2 separate regions of the Mus musculus genome follow, and region 2 is linked to region 1. Evidence: chromatin loops called from intact Hi-C (ENCODE). Cell type or tissue: heart. All regions are shown on one strand.

What was found. A loop is a pair of places that touch in the nucleus more often than their neighbours do. Peaks named below come from ENCODE experiments on the same cell type or tissue, not always from the same donor. Only the 100,000 strongest peaks of a DNase experiment are listed, where the experiment ranks them.
Region 2: it touches region 1 in a loop (2.1-fold over the local background); 4 of 42 quality-filtered maps call a loop at or near these places.

Annotation. Positions count from the first base shown.
Region 1 is chr11:114,197,409-114,199,908 of GRCm38, reverse strand. It overlaps 1700092K14Rik (RIKEN cDNA 1700092K14 gene), which reads right to left and starts at 1,651. Exons shown (of 3, transcript NR_045930.1): 1 at 1,586-1,651; 2 at 1,032-1,183; 3 at 710-886. In heart, a CTCF peak has its summit at 1,329; a DNase peak (open chromatin) is centred at 1,408; H3K4me3 peaks cover 752 bases; H3K27ac peaks cover 2,174 bases.
Region 2 is chr11:114,461,677-114,464,176 of GRCm38, reverse strand. No RefSeq gene overlaps it. Among named protein-coding and RNA genes, the nearest start is that of 4932435O22Rik, 14 kb to the right of the region's middle. In heart, a CTCF peak has its summit at 963 (motif pointing right); a DNase peak (open chromatin) is centred at 926; H3K27me3 peaks cover 371 bases.

The DNA of each region.
Region 1 (2,500 bases):
GAAATCAAGACATTCTGTTACACAGGCCCCATGCAGGAACATTTATAAGATGGTTGGCTTCTCTATCTAGAATGGAGGACAGGTGGTCTGGGAGAGGGACTCTCACCCGGATGCATGTCCATCCCTCCACTTACCATCTAAAAGGTGCACATAACAGGGCATGGGAATGGAGGGTCTTAGCTTGGGGACTGAGTTCAAGCCCCTTGGTTGCTTCCTGACCCTATTCTCACTTCAATGCTCTCTTGAACAACCAGGCCACTCAAGATTGCATGGATTCAGTTTCCTTTTGGAGAATTTTGAAAAGCTTTACTACACATATTTGTGTGTGTCAGTGTGCATACCAGCATCTGCATGTGGAGGTCAGAGGACAACAGGCAGGAGTCAGTTCTCCTATGTGGCTCCAGGGGATCGAACTCAGGGAGTAAGTCTTGTCTGCAAGCATCTTTACCCACTGAGCCAGCTCTCCAGCCCATCCTCAGGGGATTATGAGAAGGAAGGCAGTTAGCCAGCCCAAGAAATGTGAGAAGAGCTCCTGCAGCTGCCTCACTGAAGCTTGTCTTCATAGGGCTGAGTTACTCTCATATCCCCAGCTCATCAAAAACACCCCAGTGGGGCCCCTGCCATCCTCCCTCCTGCCATCACCCATAAGATCACAGGACGAGATAGGTGGAGGGACCGGCAAAGCAAACCGTCAGGGTCAGGGCGAGCTCCTCAGTAACTTCTTATTTATTGGCCTCCTCCAGTCTCGCGGTTGCTGGTTGTGCTCAATATTTTATTCTTGTTGTACCTGCTCCGAAGCGGAGCTGCGGGCAGTTTTGATAAATGGATTGAAAGGAAGTTTTGTCTGGTTTTGCTGAAGCTTCTGTAAGTGCCTCTGGATCTTGGGCTGAAATGATATTTCCCCAGCTTCCTGCTGTGATCTCGCTCCCGGGCGGCTCTTCTCCTCCCCGCTCTCCCTGGGCACTCTGCCTCCCAACCCCCATGCACGCATGCACATACACGTGCAAGGAGGCACAGATCTGTATACTCACTCAGGACCACTCAAGGTACCAGTGTGGAAGGGAGCAGAGTGTGTGTCCCTATGGACCGGCAAGCCCATACTACAGTCTTGTGCACAGACATGCCCTCGGTGCACACGAAGGCAGACACACATGCTGTCCTCTCTGAGTTCAGCCAGCCCGATCTGCAGGGAAGCCCTTGATGAGCATGGGTAGAGATGAGCAGATCCCAAGAAGGAAGAAGCCTGGAACTCTGATGATCTCTGCTGGAGCCCTGCCCCCAGCTGCTGGATTCCTCCAGCCTTCCTCCTCCGCCTGCCTGCAGGCCTTGGAGGCCCCACTGGGCCAGCTGGAAGCTTTATCCAACCACATCTGAAACAGCTCAGGAGCTGTGCCTGGCCGCCAGCCGTTTCCATAAATAACTTGCTGAGCCTGGCTCCTTGCCCTTCTGGTGATGTCATTGGCGTGGGCCCAGTGATGAAGTCATAGGCTTCCCTTCCCTGAGCCCTCCCTTTGGGTGGAGCGAGACACCCCTTCTTCCCCCTTCACAGAACCATTACTGAGAAATTTCACCTGTCTGTCCTCACCTCTTCCTGTTCCCACCACTCCAGGTATTGGATACAGGCTTTCCACCATCTGGACCAACTAACTGTGATGGTGCCAGACAGCATCTTGTCTCCCCATTGTCAGTTACTGAGCCGCCTCCCAACTTTGCCATCTCCTTGGATATTGTTTCCAGGTAACAACAGACTTTTAAGTTTCAAGGGTGGCAGAGAAAGGTTGGCATCTTGATGATGCTCTACACAAGCTTCTCCAGCTGTGTGACATCAGACAAAATACCTCACCTCTCTGTGCCTCTGTTTTCTCATCTTTAAACTGAAGACAGTAAAGAAAGCTATCCCAGGACTGCCTAAGTCTTCCGTGGGCTCACAGAGCTTGAAGTGTCGATACACTGGACAGGCCCGTCATATGAACCACATTTCCACAAGCGCCTAGTTTTGTATGTTTTCTGCTCTGTGACTGCGGTCTTCTCTGTGGTGTTCATGTCTGGAGCCAGGGAGCCATCTCAGTCTCCTTGACACATTTCTTGCTATGTAGCCAAGGATAACCTGGAACTTCTGACCCTTCCACCTCGAGAATGCTGGAACTGCAGGTGTGAGCAGACGCTGGAAGAACCAGGGGAGGGGGGCACGGTGGGAACTGGTGGGAGCAGCTCTGAGGTGCTCAAGCCCCACCTGCCCTCACCCTCTGGACAGAAGGAAGTGACCTTCCTCCTCAGACAATCTCAAGGAAGTCCGGGATTGTTCTTATTTTCTATAGGAAGAAACTGAGGCAGGCTGGAGAGATGGCTCAGGCAGTGAAGGCTTGCCATGTAAGCAGGAGAACTTTAGTTCAATGCCCAGAACCTACAAAACTACAAAGAACCCAGCTCAGTGTCATGTTCTCTTAATCCCAACACTGGGGAGATGGAGTTAAGTAGAACCCTTCTGGAGGCCCATTGG
Region 2 (2,500 bases), 260 kb before region 1:
CGCAGACCTCTCTGAACCTGCAGCTGGTGGCAACCGCTGAGAGCCTCTGTCACATAGCTGGGGTGTCATCCTCAAGGTAAGAGGTGCCAACGCTTTCCAGCCCTTCCTGTCTCACAGACAGTCAGCATGCTCTCCCCCGGACAGTCCTTCTCAGAGCGTCCGGTCTGTACTGATGTCTGTGGGAATGAAGAGTAAGATTGTTGCCGGAGGTTCTGTGCATCTCTACCCTTCCCGGGTGAGGTCGAGGAACGGAGGGCACATTGTGAGTATCTGGGGTCAACAGTTGAGAGTAGAGATCTTGGAACTACAGCTCTGGACATCATCACCCAGAGGGATTGTGAGACCCCAGACTGTCTGTCAGTCTTTCCCGCAGGGCTTCTGACGTGAGGCTCTCTTTCCTGGTGAGACGTAAACAGAATCTAACCCTCCTCGCAAGGTCCTAGTGACAAACCCAGGAACTGTTCCACCACAGTTTGTCCTAGGAAACCAACGAGTTTTTTTAAGTTTACTTAATAAATAAACGTGAGTGAGGGATTATGGGTAAGACCACTGGGGATTCCAAAGTAGCCACACTGGAAGGTCTGCATCTAGCCTGGATAATCGCCCCCCCCCCATGCCTACATAGATAAACCCCCTTTCAGTTAACATATATAGCCTACATATTTTGGTGCCTTCCACCTTTCTGGATCTCAAATCTCCGAGCATTTAAGGCAGAATTGCGTGCAAATGGCTGGGAGGAGCCTCTGGACTTTCTTAGGTTAAGGGCCAGTGATTCTCTTCACCCCCTTTTCCTATGTAGTCAACACACTACAGGCCCAACCATGATTGACTCTTGCAAGCAGGAGCAGCTCATTTGATGAAGACCACAGCTGTGTTGCTCGGAGGACAATCTCTGACTTGGTAGGTGTGGGATGGGATGGGACCTTGCAGGGAGCGCATGCTTGCAGGTGCTAATGCCTACCTGGAGGTGGCGCCTTGAGGATAGCTAGTCCACAGCACTGACACTGGCTTTAAAGACGCTTTGAGTTGGACACAGGAAGCAGGCCAGATAAGCAGGACTGGCTGCAACAGAGCCTTTTGGCATGCAGGGGCTCTAGGCGTGCTTCGGGGACCAGAGCAGGAGGAAATGAAGCTGAAAGCTTGGAAGATCTGAGTCAGATGCAGATTCCTGGAGAGGAAGGGGTGTCCCAGATGGGGGACCTTTCTGGGTAAGGCTGTGGCTTAGAGTTTCTACTGTTGTGATAAAACACTGACCAAAAGCAAGTTGGGGATGGAGAAGGCTTATCTCAGCTTAGAGCTGTCAGGCCACACTCTGTTGCTGAGGGAAGTCAGGAGAGGATCTCAAAGAGGGCAGGAACCTATTGATGCATAGGCCATGGTGTGTGTGTTGTGTGTGTATAAATGTGTAAGTGTGTGTGTAAGTGCATGTGTCTGTGTGTGTCTGTGTGTGTGTCTACGTGTGTATTAGTCAGGGTTCTCTAGAGTCACAGAACTTACGGATAGTCTCTAGTTAGTAAAGGAATTTATTGATAACTTACAGTCGGCAGCCCAATTCCTTACAATTGTTCAGTCGCAGCTGTGAATGGAAATCCAAGGATCTAGCAGTTACTCAGTCTCACACGGCAAGCAGGCGAAGGAGCAAGAGCAAGAGCTAGAGCTAGACTCCCTTCTTCCAATGTCCTTATATTGTCTCCAGCAGAAGGTGGAGCCCAGATTAAAGGTGTGTTCCACCACACCTTTAATCCCAGATGAAAGGCGTAGCCCAGATTAAAGGTGTGTTCCTTAAACTCGGAGATTCAATCTTCTGGAATCCATAGCCACTATGGCTCAAGATCTTCAAACCAAGATCCAGATAAGGATCTCCAAGCCTCCAGATAAGGGTCACTGGTGAGCCTTCCAATTCTGGATTGTAGTTCATTCCAAATATTGTCAAGTTGACAACCAGGAATAGCCACTACAATCCACCCCTTGTCAACTTGACACAAATAATATCTCATGTTCACATGAAACAATAACAAGGTTGTAAATACGCCTAACATGATATAACTATCCCTCGTAATCGCAAACGCATTAGTAAATTTACAATGGGCATTCATATTACTTTATAATCCTCGTTTCTGCAACTGGTTACGTGGCCTTAATTGGTATTTATAACTACCTTCCTCTACTACCCATTCTGTATTTCCTTCACCTTCAGCCAGCACCTCAGCAGGTCTTGGCTCTTTTCCTGGAGGATTGACCCATACCTTCATTCCTGATGGGTCTGCGTCCTTTGTCATCCTGCTTGGATTAGGCTGTTGTAGTTTCCCATTGACTTTAATCACAGGACATGGTAGTACTAAGAGACGCCCTAAGGGATCTCCTGCACTCCAGACATAATCTTGCTTACCACCATTGTGAAGAGGTAATCCAATTTCCCCATGGTAATCTGGATCTATCACCCCTCCTAACACTGTTATTCCTTTTTTAGCCTGTTGGTTTAAGGGCATTAGAAGCCCAA